2 separate regions of the Homo sapiens genome follow, and region 1 is linked to region 2. Evidence: chromatin loops called from intact Hi-C (ENCODE). Cell type or tissue: HCT116. All regions are shown on one strand. Each heading gives the region's core, and the rest is flanking DNA. Links, peaks and the distances in the headings are about the cores only. Region 1 has its middle 38 kb from the start of BEX4. Region 2 holds the start of RAB40AL (RAB40A like).

Region 1 (8,345 bases), core at 119-8,118, 240 kb before region 2:
CAATATGTGTTGCTAGTGAAGAAAGGCAGGTCATAAAATTTTAATTAAGATACAATTTTATTTTAAGACAGAAATATCATGATTCTACTTGCAGAAGAAGAGCAACAGAAATGGTAAATATCTGGGCAAATATAATGGAATATTCTCCTTTTGTCCTTTAAAATAAGTTTGTTGAAAGCAAAAGTATAACATTGTCTGACAGGGTTTTCAGTGAATGTAGACATAGTACATGAGATATTTACAGATTTTTGTGGCATAAGGGGAAGGTTATAGGGTTATAAGATGATGAGATTTCAACAAATCAATTAAAATGTTAAATTTTGATTCTAAAATTCTAAAAGACTGCGGAAAGTTAAGATGATAGTTTGTGCTAAATAGAGTGACCACTAAAAGTGTAAAACAAAGAAATAGTGTCAAAATCACCACAGAAAAATTAAAATGGACTATAAAACCTTTCAAATAAACCAAAGGAAGGATGGAAAGGGGAAATATAGAAATAAAAAATGGAGGAAATAAAGAGAAAATAAGTAATGAAATGGTAGATATAAATCCAAATATTTGAAAAATTACATTAAATGTAAAAGGCTTTATGATATAATAAAAATAAATACTGTATTTCGTCTTTGTCCCCAGCTCTTGGCACAGAGCTCCTAAAATCTTCAAAAGGTTTTATACAGTAGTGAGATGGCTCTTGCAGGGTGAGGGTGTAGATACTTTCAGGATGCAGCCTGGTTGTCAGAAAAACCAACCAGGTAATTAAAGTGTTAGAACTTTTAGCCCCACTCCTTTGATATCCAGAAGGTGGAGAAATTAAGTGTAAGTCGCCAATGGCCAATGATTTAAATCAATCATATCTATATAATGAAGTCTTCATAAAACCCCTAAACAATGGAGTTTGGGGAATTTCCAGACTGACAAACACATTGACGTGCTGGGAAGATGGTGTGCCCCAGAGAGGACGTGGAAGCTCCACATCCATCCTCCCCACCCTGCCTGGCCCTATGCATTTCTTCCATTTGGCCATTCCTGAGTTATATTCTTTATAATATACCGGTAATAGCAAGTAAAACATTTTCCTGAGTTATAAGAGTTATTTTAGAGAATTATCAAGTCTATGGTGGGGGAACCTTAGAAACCCTTGAATTTGTAGTCAGTTGGGCAGAAGGGTGAGTTGCCTGAGGACCCTACTTGTTTGTGGCTGGCATCTGAACTTGGACAGTCTTACAGGACTGAACCTTTTAACTTGTGAGATCTGAAGCTAACTTAGGTAGATAGCATCAGAATTGAATTTAACTGTTGGGTACTGAGCTGCTGTTGAAAAATTGGAGAACTGGCTGTTGGTGTGGAAAAATGACACACACTTGATGTGAGAAAACACCACACAGGTCTAAATACACCAATAACATGACAGAAATTATCTGATTGTTGTATCAATTGTAGAGGGAAGAGTGTTGAAGTATCCTAATAATGTCACGACGTTGTGTATTTTTCCTTTCCTTGCTATCAGTTTTTACTTTGCATATTTTGTAACTCTGCTGTTTGCTGTATATACATTTAGGATTGCTATATCTTCTTGGCAGATTGACTCTTTTATTTTATAATATTCCTCTCTGTATCTAGTACTTATCTTTGCTCTAAAGTGTACTTTATCTGAAACTAATACAACCACACTCCTGTTTTCCTTTATTTTCATAATGTATATTTTTCATCCTTCCATAGTCTGAATGTTTCCCCCAAAATTTATATGTTGAAACTTAATTGCCAATTTGAGCCTATTAAGAGGTAGGGCCTCTAGGAGGTGATTAAGTCATGAGGGCTCTGCCCTAATGAATGGGTTTAGCGACCTTATAAAAGGGCTAGAGGGAACCAGATTTGCCCTTTTGCCCTTCCACCTTCTGCCATGTAAGCATACAGCTTTTTTCCCTTTAATTATGTGAAAATATAGCAAGATGGCCCTCACCAGACAATAAATACCAGTGCTGTGATCTTGGACTTCCCAGCCTCCAGAAATGGGAGAAATAAATTTGTGTTCTTTATAAATTACACAGTCTAGGTATTTTGTTATAGTAGCACAAACAGACTAGCACACATCCCTTTGCCTTCAACCTATGTCTGTCATTTCATCTGAAGTGAGATTCTTGTAGCAGCATCTACATGATAGATAATAAAAAGTTATTTAGTTGATTTTATTTGCATTCTTTACATAATTAATGAGTTAGAACATTTTTTCATGATTATTGGCTATTTGCATATATCTTTTTTTGAGACAGGGTCTTTCTCTGTCTCCTGGCTGGAGTGCAGTGGCACAATCATGGCTCACTGCAACCTCGACCTCCTGGGCTCAAGTGATCCTCCTGTGTCAGCCTCCTGAGCAGCTGGGATTAGAGGTGTGAGCCACTGCACCGGGCCTCTTTTTTTTCTGTGGGTCAGATAAAAATTGTTGGACCTCAATTTCCTACTTTATAATGACAAAGGAGTGTGTTTGGGTCAGTGCTTTAGAAAGTAGAGTCCCCAGACAACCGATATCATGAGGGACATGCATTCTCTAATAAAGGGACAGGTGTCATACTGAGGATGAATATTTGAAGGGACAGTCTCCAAACACATACAGATCAGAGATGCATAGACTCTTTAATAGATGTTGACAAATCAACCTGGAAAGAGGTTGTACTAAGTGACATCCCCACTAGCAATATGAGACAGGGTAGATGTCCCTGCATGCACACCTCACTGGAATCCTGAATAGTTTTTTTTATACTTTGATAACATGCCAGGTGGAAATTCTCTCACTGTAATCATATTTAACTAGATATTAAGGTAATTTTTAAATAATTCTCTAGTAAACAAATACTCTGTTAATCATCATTATCACTATTTTTCAATGCAAAAGGGTCCAGTTACATATGCAGCCTAACAGACACAATAAGCAACAAGCACATGAGCCTGCAGGTTCTCCTAGGGCTACTGCTGACATGTGAGTCCATGACAGGGTCCAAGGCCTTCCCTCTATGATTGGATGTTAGCATTATTAGTTTCTTCACTCCGCTGTGGCCTTTGTCACATGACTCTACTTGTGGAGTGTAAATGGCACTACTTCTCTGGGTAGCAGTATGGCAATACTTATCAACAGGCTACATAATTGCACACCCTTTGCTCCAACAATTTTTTAGAAGGTTATCTTCAGGATGTAGTGAAGGATATTGATAAAGATTTGGATATAAGGATTGCCATCTTTTTTTTTTTTTTTTGTTGTTGTTGTTGTTGTTGTTGTTTTTGAGACGGAGTCTCGCTCTGTTACCCAGGCTGGAGTGCAGTGGCTCACTGCAACCTCTGCCTCCCGGGTTCAAGCGATTCTCCTGCCTCAGCCTCCTAAGTAGCTGGGACTACAGGCATGTGCCACCACGCCCGGCTAATTTTTTGTATTTTTTAGTAGAGACGGGGTTTCACCGTGTTAGCCAGGATGGTCTGGATCTCCTGACCTCGTGATCCGCTGGCTTCAGCTTCCCCAAGTGCTGGGATTACAGGCGTGAGCCACCGTGCTGGCCCAGGATTGCCATCTTAATAATTATTTACCTTTCCTTCTGGGCCAGAATTTAGTTAGGGAGACCAATGGGAAGCAAAGACATCCAGGGGCAGAAGGAAACAGAGGGATATGTGGTTGTCAGTACAAACACACAGAGAGAGAGAGAGACAGAGAGGGAGAGAGAAACCCCAGCCAGATTCTATCATCACAATACTATAATTCTTCCAAGACAGTTAGCTGGGCTCAAAGTGGGCACATTCCACTTACCAGTGCAAACAGCCACATGACCATTGCCCTGAACTGCACTCTTTAGCAGTGTACAGACTCTGAAAAGATACCATTCACAGAGTGTAGATAATAGGGAATATCAGAACACTCTAAATAACATGGGCTTGTGAAAACTGATTATGTCACATCTATAGGATGGAATTTTGGAAGGCAACAAAAACAAATTTGGATGAAAACAAAGATGAGAGATGATATGTTGCCTAGCAGATTAATAACAATTCCCATTACTTCGAATGTTCAGAGAAACAGGTACTTTCATGCTGCAAAGTTAAAATATATACGAGTAATACAATGGTTTTTTTGAGACAGGGTTTTGCTCTGTTGTCCAGACTGGAGTTCAGTGGTGTGATCACAGCTCACCATAGCCTCAACCTCCCAAGCTCAAGCAATCCTACCTCCCAAGCTCAAGCAATCCTACCTCAGCCTCTTGAGTAACTAGGACTACAGGCACATGCCACCATGCCTGGCTAATTTTTTAAATTTTTGTAGAGATGGGGTCTCGCTATGTCACCCAGGCTGGTCTCCAACTCCTGGGCTCATATTATCCTCCCGAGGCAGCCTCTCAAAGTGCTGGAATTACAGGCATGAGCTACTGTGTCTGGTCAGTAATAGCATTTTGAATTCATTATGCTAATATAAAATTTTATCATTTACCAGGGTTTTGAAAGGACACTTTCAAGACTTTATTATAAAGAAACGCTTACTAAGATATTTTCATGTATATGAACAAGAACATTAAGTATGCTATTGTTCGTAATAGAAAATGTAAAATGACTATATTTCCATCGCTAGGGTACTGGAAAAATAAAATTTAAGAGCTTTATACTATCAAACACTTGGTCCTTGTAAAAAAAAAAAGTGAAATTTTGTTGCAAAGTAGTTTAAAGTGCTAGCATAGAAATGTATTTACATGGAAATATATTAGGTGCAAAAGCAGGTTGCAATGGTCACAAATAGCCTGGATCCATTTTTGTTTATATGGGTCTCAACCTATTTATCCAGATGTCCTAAAGCATAAAAATAAAAATTACTCTTTTGTTCAACCTACAAAGCATAGAAAGAGGCTTCACTTTTTGCCTGGATACCCAGGGTATGTCTACTTTTTTCCCAGACCAGAAAACTGTCTGGCTTCCTGTTCATGGATGTTCAAGCTGCAGTGCAGGCCTATGTCACGAGGGGGCACCACAGTACCACTATATACCACTATTTTCAAACTTCAAAGTGTCTGCAAGGAGCAAAAATTACAATACCTCTCTTGCGACCCAGTTTATGAATCTCAGTACAGAACATTCTAATACTCTCTGAAAAAACCGGATAGGTATAAAATAATGGTGTAAAACCATATAATGAAACACCAGGTAGCAGCAGTGCGCCTTGGTCGTGGCCGGTGGGCGAGCACAGAGCAGCAGAGGGCAGGCGGGAGGTGTCTGAGACAGGATCGGCAGTCATTGAGGGGTCTGGGCAGCTGTGTCCACCGTGTCCTGGAGAGAGGATGACTGAGAGGAGATGGGAGAAGGTCTGGGAAACCTATACAGGGGTGGGGTAATGGAGAGTGAATGCCATGCTTTCTGGGAGGGAGGGGCTCTCCTACAGTGTGGACACCTCAACCTACACTCAGGAGGGAAGAGATAAATCAGTGAATGTGATGTAGATTTGAAGTCAACAGCCATTGGAACTGCTTTAATATACATATGAATTTTCCAAACAGAATTTTTATTTTAGTAAACAGAACATTCCAAGTCATTTCTTACTCTCTGCAAACCGTACTGTACTCCTTTTCTTTAAAAAACAAGTTGCTCCGCCTGAAAAAAAAAAAGAAAAGAAAAAAAGAAATTGGACTGGGCATGGTGGCTCACGCCTGTAATCCCAGCACTTTGGGAGGCTGAGGCGGTTGGATCACGAGGTCAGGAGTTCAAAACCAGCTTGGCCAAGATGGTGAAACCCTGTCTCTACTAAAAGTACAAAAAAAATTAGCCGAGCGTGGTGGCGGGTACCCGTAATCCCAGCTACTCAGAAGGCTGAGGCAGAGAATTGCTCTGCTGAGGCAGAGGTTGCAGTAAGCCGAGATCGTGCCACTGCACTCCAGCCTGGGTGAAAGAGCGAGACCCCGTCTCAAAAAAAAAATAAAAATAAAAATAAAAAAGAAATTGGAGATGGATGTAGTCTGGTGGTCACAGCCAGGATTGCAATTCTGAAAGTCTCAGTCCAAGGGTTTCAGCAAGGAGTAGGGAGAATTGGAGTTGGGGATCTTTTTAAATATTTATTTATTTATTTATTTATTTATTTATTTATTTATTTATTTATTTATTAGAGATGAGGTCTCAGTATGTTGCCTAGGCTGGTCTAGAACTCCTGAGCTCAAGCTATCCTCCCACCTTGGCCTCCCAAAGTGCTGAGATTACAAGTGTGAGCCACTGTGCCCAGCCAGAGTTGGGGATCTTGATTTAATGGTACCAGGCCAGTTTTCTGGAATTTTTAACCAATTAGCAGCAATCTCTCTGTATTCTTCATTTTCTAGGACATCTAAACCTCAGATTGGAATCCAGCTCCAGTCTCAACTAAAGATAAAGCAACATCTGTGAGGTGGGGCAATCCAGCTACAGGAGACATAGAAATACACTCACACACAGAGTAAATTCAACTTTTTATCTATTTCATTTTCCTATGAAATTAAACACAAAGAATGCCTTTCCAAAGCAATGAATATATGTGCACATATATGCACACTACCATCTTCATCACCAAGAAGGGTTGTTGAATGAGGACCCATAAGGCCACAATAGCAGGGGAGTGGAATCTGACCATTTCTCAAGCCCTGGGCTCCCATCTCCTAAAAGGGAGGGTGCTCAGTGTCTTCTAAAAAGGGCGAGGCATAGGACCTCATTCCAATCCTGTCAGTTATGTGGAGAGGTGACTTCGGCTCTATAAACTTCTATTTGGTCATCTGTGAAATGGGACTGACCATACCATCCTTACAGAGCTGTCCTGAGAGTCAAATGAAAAAACTTTTCCAGACTCTATGGCATAGAATGGGACTTCAATGGTGAATTAAATGTTGAGAACAGCAGTAGGGACTGGCTGAGACTCAGGGCTAAGGAGGCATTCTGAAAAATTATTTTTCATTGTTTTCCCTTATGAGAATATAGACATGTAGATAAAGGAAGCAAATATCTTTCTGATATGCCTTGATTTCAACATGTTAGAGACAGAAGGTTTTCAATATTCTTGTGTGTTTCATAATCTCATAAGAACTGTTCAATATCATGCTTCTGAGTGGACCCAAATCCAGTTCCTATGCTGGAAAGACAGGTGTGTCTGTGAACTCACTTGGTTATCTCATTAATACATAGGACCCGGGAAGCACGGTGTATTGTTTGCCTAAAGGTTGCTCCTGGACTGCTCAGAATGTTAATATATTTAGGAAAATGCTGGAGCTATTCCATAGCCATCAGTGCAGGATCCTCAGAGCATGCATTATCCAGCCATATCACAACAGGATTTCAGCCATCTGTTGCTTCCCTGAGAGACAAAAATCCAAGAATTACTAGCATTTCTTCAACATACAATTAACTATTCTTACATTCACCAATTCGCTAAATATGTATTGGGCTCAGAACCCATACTATTCCATTGGAGGCATCTCATTAGCTCCCTCTTAAGTAAATATAAAAGAGTAAGAAGGGAAATTAACATGTGGGAAAATTCAAGGTTTAAGTCTGATATGAGATGGCTCCTGCTCCTGCACATTAACTTTTAAACTTGCCAAACTTTCAAGGAATTAAAGATTTTTAAAAATTCTTTGCCGCGCACTGTGGCTCACGCCTGTAATCCCAGCACTTTGGGAGGCCGAGGCGGGCGGATCACGAGGTCAGGAGATCAAGACCATCCTGGCTAACACGGTGAAACCCCGTCTCTAGTAAAAATACAAAAAATTAGCCGGGCGAGGTGGCAGGCGCCTGTAGTCCCAGCTACTCGGGAGGCTGAGGCAGGAGAATGGCGTGAACCCAAGGGGGCGGAGCCTGCAATGAGCCGAGATCGCGCCACTGCACTCCAACCTGGGCGACAGTGAGACTCCGTCTCAAAAAAAAAAAAAAAAAAAAAAAAAAATTCTTAAGTTTTTCTTATGTTCCTTTCACACACTGAAGGAGCACAGAGAATTTCACCCCAAAATATGCCTCCGTGGCATAATGAATATTTTGAATTAAAAACTCTTGGAAATCAACGGGCCTTGAAAGAGACTTTTCCCCTATCTTCCTAAAGATCAGGTGAACCCATCAAGAAGAATAATTTCTTTTCTTTCTCTTCCCTGTTATCTCATCTATTTCAGGTAAGGAGAGGAAGAATGTAACCAGGTCTGGCCCAGTCTTCTTACAGAATAATGCCCTTCTCTCAGGTTCAACTTCCAAAGAAAACCACTTACAAGTCAATCTCTGTTCCCTCCATCCATTCATTCTCCCAAGTATCCATTCATGTTTTTCCTGCTAATTATTTAATGCCCCTTAACGGAATTACCTATGCTCCCCATCTCCCCAAT
Region 2 (8,345 bases), core at 103-8,102:
GGAGCTTGTCCACCAGATGCACAGGTGTGCAGGACACGATGGTGCGGCAGCAGAGGTCTTGCAAGCTCAGTACCTTGCTCGGCCTCCCGAGCCAGTTCAACCTGTGCCGCAGCAGCACTATCCTGGCCAGCTCCGTGAAAGACTCTATGATGTTGAAATTGCACAGAGGGCTGACCTCAAAGAAGGTCACGCCCAGGCGCTCGGCGTAGGCCTGGGCCTGCTCCCTGGGCACCTGCCTCTTGAATGCCAGATGTAGGCGATTCCCCACCAGGATTTTAGGGACACCAGGGGCATGTTCCTCAATCTTCTTAATCCATCGATCCATACCCTCGAAAGACCAGCGGTTTGCAATGTCGTAGACCAGGATCACTCCTTGTGCACCACGAGAGTAGGAGCGGAATATGGTACAAAATCTTCCCTGCCCCGACGTATCCCAGAGCTTCAGCTTCACCCGCTGGCCGTCCAGCAGGATGGTGGTCGTCTTGTAGTCGATTCCCCCCAGGTGACTGTACGGGGACTCGGCCGTGCCGTCCTGCAGGCTCTCCAGGATCTCACTCTTGCCTACGTCCCTGTCGCCCACCAGCAGGAACTTGAGCAGGAAGTCGTAGGCCTGGTCGGGGCTGCCCGGGGCGCTCATCGTGCTGGCCCCGCCCCCCGCCTGGGCCAGACCAGCAAGGTTGTGCGCAGAGGCGGTGCCGGGCCTATTTTTCTTGAGAAATTAGCATAGAACATAAAAAATGGGATGGGGAAGTCTACGAAATAAAGTGAAATGAGGTGGTGGCTTTGATGGTTTTCTTTTACAAACCCTGGGAAACCGGTTCAGCGATTGTTTTCCTTTTTCTTACCCAGCACAGAGTAGTGACACAGCAGTTAATTCATCATGGAAACCTATACATTTCCCTTAAAACTTTCATGTGATCGTTATGGAACCATGCCTTTTGGATTATGTCAAAGGAATCTCCTTTAAAGGAAGGACGGGTATGAGATAGGAAGCAGACTAAGATGTGTTGAGTACCGTATGTACCCTACGCTGTGTATGACGCTTAAAATAATTTGTTCTTTTACTTCTCAGAACAATTGTCTTTGGTAGCTATGATTGTTTTCATTTTACAAATGAGAAAAGGCAAACTCAGAAATGTTACGTAATTTTTAAAAATCTTGCCGTTAGTATAGAGATCACAGAAATCACAATCCTGAGCCAGTGCTCTCCTTATATAATGCCCCACACATCCTTTCTACTCTGTGGCCATGCCGGGTTTAGGAGTAAGTGTGAACTGTCTGTGCATGTGATCCTTGACAAGCCACGCATGTTTGCATGGGCACTAACACATTTTTTGCTGCAGGGGGACATCTCCCATAAATATAAGAGCCAAGATCTCAGAAGAAACATCTAGGATATGGATTTTTCTAGAGTGTCTCATAAATAATATTCAGCCAAGAAAGATGTGTTGAAATAACGCATGCATAGATCAATGAAGGGTTTTAGATTTAACACACGTACAGATCCTATAACAAAACAGCAAAACTGACAAAATATATAAATGGTTCATGGATGATGAAATGCAAATGGCCAATAATCATAAGAAAATGCATTCTAGCTCACTAATATATAAGGAATGCAAATGCAACTATCTAAATATACTTTTATCACCTATCGTTTGACAAAATTTCAATGTAGAAAAAACTGAATAAGAATTTTTTTTTAATTTGCAAAAGAAAAAGGTAAAAGTGGCTCTGTGTGTGTCTGTGTATGGGGGCAGGATGAGGGACCAAATACATCAAGGAAATGGAAACACACTTCTCAGTTATAAATGCATTTAAATATTGTAACTACAACAGGTATAAAGATGGTTAAAGGAATGAGAATGCTCAGACACATATAAGGGAGTTTAAATTATTGAAATCAAGCCCCAAGGGATAGATGTGTAAGCATGTAATGGATGAAACATTTTTCACATGTACAAAATAGCCAGGTAAGAGGTTATTTGCTACAGTATTGCTGAAATCTTTTTAAAAAGGAAAAAATGAGAAGCATTCTAAATACTCATCAATACAGAACAAACAATAACAAAGTTGTCTCCCTAATTTACACAAACTCCCCTAAAGACATCGCCATGATCTGAATGGTGGAATCTGACCATTTCTTAAGCCTTGGAAGTGCATCTTCTAAAAGGGAGGTGCTCTCAGGGTCCTCTAGGGAGGGTGAGGGATAGAACCTCATTCCAATCCTGCCACTTACCTCAAGAGGCGACTTAGGTTCTGTGAGCCTGAGCTTGGTCATCTGTGAAATGGGACTGACTATACCATCCTCACGGAGTTATTCCCAGGCATAAATGGGAAAACCTGTCCAGGGTATATGGCATGGAATGGGAGGCTTCAATGGCCCTTTAAATATTGAGACATAGCAGTAGGGGTTAGCTGAACCTCAAGGCCAAGGCAGGCATCGTGAAAAATCATTACTCATTGTTTCTCCTAATGAAAACACAGACATCCATATAAAGAAGGCAAATCTCCCTGATACACCTTGATTTCAGAGTTTTAGAGATGGAGTTCTCTACATTCTTGTGTGTTTCATAATCTCACGAAAACTGTTCAACATCATGCCTCCGAGAAGACACAAAACCAGTTCCCCATGCTGGTAAGAAAAAAACTGATCGGTGTAAATGTAAAAACATATGCTCCAGGGCATCCACAAAATGAAACACCAGGTAGCAGTGACGGGGCTGTAGAAAGGTGACGGAGAGAGGTCGGAGGCACTGGAGCAGCATCTGGGGAACTGTGTCTATAGTGTCCTGGAGAGGGGAAGACTGAAAGAGAGTGTGAGAAGGTCTGAGAAGCCTGTACAGGGATAGAGTTATGGAGAGTGAATGCCTTGCTCTCTGGAGGGACCCCTCCTCCCCCGCCCCCGCCCCCGCCCCCTCCGACAGTGTGGACACTTCAACCTACACTGAGAAGGGAAGAGATGATAAATCAGTGAATGCGATGTAGATTTAGGGGTCAACAGCAAATGGACCTGCTTTAATATACATGTGAATTTTCCAAACAGAACTGGAATCAAAGTAAACAAGTCATTTTGAAACATGTTACTCTGCAAAATGTACAAAAACAGAGATAGCTCTGATGCCTCCTAGTGGCCAGAGACAGAAACGCAGCTCTGATAATCTCAAACCAGGGACTCAGGAAGAGGGAGGCATGGAGGTTGGAGGTTAGCTCCAATGTATCAGCCACAGTTTTCTGGAATTATTCACCTAATGGTAGCAATTTCCATGTATCCATCATGTTCCAGAATATATGAAACTGATATTGGTTCCAATCCCCGCTGGAACTAAAGTTGCATCCATGATTTTGTATTTGGGGTGGTAGAGCTAGAGGACACACCCACACAAACACCCACACACACACACAAAACCTCTGTCAATTGGACTTGTTATTTACTTCTTTCACAATAAAATAGAATATAAGGAATGCTTTTTCAAATTAATGGACATTATGTACACCTTAACTTTGACAATTTGTTCCAAAGTATTTTGTGTGTTCAAATTTTCATCAGAATACTTTTATTCCCAAATACCAGTTTTTGAACAGTACACAAGAGCATATTGATAAATCAAAATTAACCTGAGCTCTCACTGGTCAACTCCCACTCCTTAACCCCAAGGGGTCTGCTGTTCCTAGGATGGTGCATACTCTCCAGACATGTCCCTGAAGGTGAGGTACACATCAACACGTTCACCTACACACACACATTGTCTTCTCCAAAAGTGCAATCATGGTACTTATCTTTTGCATCTTGTCATTATAAATTCTCAAGATTTTAAAATATTTGCATTTTATTAGTTCTTGTGGGGTTGGCGTATTTTAGTATGTTTATTGTTCATGTACATTTCATTTAAATTCTCTGTTGAAATAGTTGCCATTTTGTTACTATGTTTCACAAATCATGGATACTAACCCAATTAAACTTCAAAATTTGACTTTAAAATTACACAGATCTTAAATTTCAAAGAAAAAACATTGAAAAACACCTGGGGAGCAGGTACTGCCAGCCTGGAGGGAGATTAGAGCATTCAGGGCCCTGGAGGAATGAAGAGAAATGATAAAAGTCTAGAGTATTACAGAGTTTGTGCTTATCAGGAAACAACAAAGTTGTCTCCCTGATTTACGTAAACTCCTCTAAAGGCAGCAGCCTAATTTGAATAATGGTGATAATGACCTTGGGTAGCAGTTAAGATTAAAGGAGATGAGGTGTAAAGTGCATTTGCTTACAGTAATTCAGTGCATGTTTCTTTCCTTCTCTGCAGCTCACCTGTCCCAAGGCCAACACCTGAGCTTCTGCCTGAGCCCACTTGCCACTTTAAGGATCAGCCCTCTCATGTGGCCCTACAACCAGATCTCATGGCACAAAGCACAGGATTTCACTTCCCCTGTCATCTTCAGAGGAGTTGTTGAGTGGGAACCCATGGGACTACAATAGCAGGGGAGTGGAATCTGACCATTTCTCAAACCCTGGAAAGCCATCTTCTAAAAGGGGGTGCTCAGGGTCCTCTAGGGAAGGTGAGGGATGGAACCTCATTCCAATCCTGCCACTTACTTGGAAAAGTGATTTAGGCTCTGTGAGCCTGAGCTTGGTTAGCTGTGAAATGGGATTGACTATACCAACCTTACAGAGCAGTCCTGAGGGGTAAATGAGAAAATCTGTTGAGAATATACAGCAGGGAGTGGCCTTTAAGTATTGGTACACAGCATGAGGGGCTGGCTGAGCCTCAAGGCTAAGGTAGTCATCATGAAAAAATCACTTCTCATTGTTTCGCCTAATGACAACACAAACATCGTGAAGAAAGAAGCAATCTCTCTCTGAAATGCCTTAAGTTCAAAGTTTTAGAGACCAAAGGTCTCTGCATTCTTAGGTGCTTGAAAGTTCCTAAGAGCTATTCAACATCATGCCTCTGAGCAGACCCAAATCCACTTCCCCATAGTGGTAGGACAGGAGCGTTTGTGAACTCACCTGGTGAGCTCCACGACAGATCACATCAGGGACACAAGGAGTGGCAATTATCTAATGAGTGCTCCAGCACTGCTCAGTATTTTAATATGTTTATAGGAATCCTGTAGACCGGTTCTGCAGTAAACAGTGCAAGGTTCCCAGATCACACATTATCCAGCTACATTACAAGAGGATTTCAGCTATCCGCTGCCTCCTTGAGAGGCAAAAATCTAGGAATTACAAGAATTTCTATAACAGACAATTTTCTATTCTTTCATTAGGTAATAACTGAAAGTGTATTGAGCTTTAAAAGCATACTAGTCTACTGGAGGTGTCTCATTAACTAAAGTGGAAAGAGGGTAAGAATTCAAATGAATATATGGGTAACTTCATGGTTCACATTTGAGAGGAGATGGTTTCTTCAAATTAACTTTAAACTTTCTCAAACTCCAAAGAATTGAAAATTCTTTTTTGTTTTAAAAATCCTTTTTTGTTCCTCATCACCTGATACAGTTCGAATATATGTCCCTGCCAAATTTCATGTTGAATTATAATCCCCAGTGTTGGAGGTTGGGCCTGGTGTGAGGTGTTTGGGTCATGGGGGCAGATCTCTCAAGGCTTGGTACTGTCCTCATGATAGTGAGTCTCCTGAGATCTGGTTAAGTGTGTGGCACCCCCCCGCCCCCCCACCGCTCCCACCGCCACTTTCTCTCTCCTGCTTTCACCATGTGACATACATACTTCAGCTTCACGTTCCATCATGAGTAAAAGCTCCCTGAGGCCTTCTCAGAAGCTAAACAGATGTTGGTGCCATGTTTGTAAGCCTGCAGAACCATGAGCCAATTAAACATCTATTCTTTATAAATTACCCAGTCTTAGGCATTTCTTTATAGCAATGCAAGAATGGCCTAATACATCATCAATTCAATTCAGCCACAGGATATCTTTCTTTTCTCCTCTCCCCTCTTCTCTCTCCCCTCCTCTCCCTTTCCTTTCCCCTCCCCCTCCCCTCCCTCTCTCCCTCTTTGACTCTGTCTTTTCCTTCTCCTTCAAAAAATTTTCTAATTTTCTACATTCTCTATTAACATTATTTCCCATTTACTCTTTATCCCACTGCGCTGTGGCTTCTGTCCCCAGGATTGCAATGAACATGATCTCGCCAAGGTTACAATCCCCTTTTTGGTCACTAGGTTCAGTTTTTTGTTTACATATATAACCATACTGAGTATTGCTTTCAATGAACTCATAAAATATGCATGCTTGTCCAGTCGTTTCTTTAAATTTAACACAAATCTGTGACAGGCTCTGGAGCATGAGGTACTGGACACAAATCCAAGCTGTCCCACTCCCTAACTATGCAGTATCAAGCAAAGTCTTTATTCTCTCTGTCATTCAGTTTTTCATCTATAAAATAAGGATTAGTCACAGTATCTACCTTGTAAAACAGCTGTGAGCACTGACTGACTCAATACATTAAAAGCATACAGTTCATAAGAAATGTTAGTCATTTTAAATTCTTTTTACATATCTTACTGGCATTAGTATCACTGTAGACATGAAAAGTAGGATATCAGCCAATGAATAGTTTCCTAGGGCCACCATAACAAATTATCACGAACTTTGCACATTTAAACAACAGAATTTCATTATCTCATGGTTCAGAAGTATAAAACCAAAGCCCAAAGTACAAAACCAAGGTGTAGGCAGGACCACACTGCCTCCAAAAGCTTTAGGGGAGAATCCTTTCTTAGCTCTTCCAGCTCCTCCTTTATTTGGCTTGAGGCAGCATAACTCCAATCTCTACTTCAATCTTCACATGGCCTTCTTCCTTGCATGTGTCAAATCTCCCTCTGCTTTCTTTTATATAGACACCAGTCATTGGAGTTAGGCATCAACCTACATTCAGGATATTTACTTCTGGAGATCTTTCACTTAATTATATCTACATAGACCCTATTTCCAAATAAAGTTTGGGTGGGTTAGGTTTGGGACATGTTTTGAGGGGGACATAATTCTACCCACTACAGTTAAACACGCAAGTTACACTACAAATGTTAGATAAGGTAGCTTTTATATGTTAATATATAAATGCTGTATGCATATTTAATCTAGGTTTTTATCCTCTGTGTATGAAGTACTCTTAAACAACAGAGATAGGTCAATTATATCAAGAGACAATGCAATAAAAACCAATATTAATCTCCCCAAAACACTTGTAGACACACACACACAAAATGAAAAAGAATCAGATTTGGACAATCAACAAAGTCATAAATTATAATGTAGTATATGGTTCCATTGTGAAAAAATATATATATCTATCTCTCTCTACATGGGTTTATATGTATGTGTGTGTGGCTAAAAATAAGTTAGTGTACTACATGGAGAGAAAAAAGATCTGGAGAATAGATACGAATAAATTAATACAGGCCATCTTTGTATTATGGAGATGGAGAAGATTTAGACAGAATATTTTTAATTTCTAATATACATTTCAATTATGTTTCATATGGCTTAAACAATAAAAAAAGTTAATAATGTGACAAAGTCATTAAGATAATGTTTTGTAAATCAGGAAAATCTGTGACCCTAGTCACAAAATGATAGTGTAGAAATACATTTATTGACTAAGAATCACATTCATATGCTGTGGTATAAAAATAGTATATTAAAAAGATTTATTTAATAAATCAGTATATTTGCCTTGGAGGGAGATAGAGGATATTTGTTTTATAAATTTGCAATTCCCTAGTGTTTTAAATGTGGAAATTTCATTGTTCAAAATGTTAAAAACAAAAAACACTGTAATTGTGACCTGATTATATTTATGATGCCCACATATTCATTGCTCTGGAAACATGCATATAGAAAATTCCAGAAAGCTTTGTTCTCTACAATTCTATACAATAGAATACATGTGCCTCCCTTACTCCACTCAAATCTCCTACCCCTTTCCAAGCTCTTGGTTGACTTTAATTTCTGCAATTCTGACTCTGGGCACCAGGTGAGAGCATTCTGTATTTCTTCCAATGAAAAGGCATAATTTGTATAAACAGAAACAAAATTTTCCTCAAAGTAGATAATGAAACAATAAGTACAGCATGACCACAACTCTCTTTGAAAAATTCATGTTTACAAAAAGATGGACAGGTCATATACATAGTTTTGTTTCCTTGCATACTCCTATGTCTACATCTAATTAGTTTATTAAATAGGTTTTGGGTGTCTACTTCAGAGGTTCAAACATCTTATGATGAAATGCTACTGGAAATTTTATAATGGATGGATCAGGGTGACAACACTGAAATACAGTGATCAATTTCAAGCTTACAGGAGGAGAGACAACCAGACCCAATGAACC

What was found. A loop is a pair of places that touch in the nucleus more often than their neighbours do. Peaks named below come from ENCODE experiments on the same cell type or tissue, not always from the same donor. Only the 100,000 strongest peaks of a DNase experiment are listed, where the experiment ranks them.
Region 1: a loop joins it to region 2, with 4 times the contacts of the local background. A loop is called at or near these places in 16 of 110 quality-filtered maps.

Annotation. Positions count from the first base shown.
Region 1 is chrX:103,173,205-103,181,549 of GRCh38, reverse strand. No RefSeq gene overlaps it. Among named protein-coding and RNA genes, the nearest start is that of BEX4, 38 kb to the left of the region's middle. In HCT116, for the core only: a CTCF peak has its summit at 4,993 (motif pointing right); no DNase peak of the experiment used is centred there; H3K4me3 peaks cover 499 bases.
Region 2 is chrX:102,929,611-102,937,955 of GRCh38, reverse strand. RAB40AL (RAB40A like) reads right to left here and starts at 684. Exons shown (of 1, transcript NM_001031834.1): 1 at 1-684. The coding sequence starts at 637. All of the region lies in intron 10 of LINC00630 (long intergenic non-protein coding RNA 630), which reads right to left. In HCT116, for the core only: a CTCF peak has its summit at 3,152 (motif pointing left); a DNase peak (open chromatin) is centred at 3,145.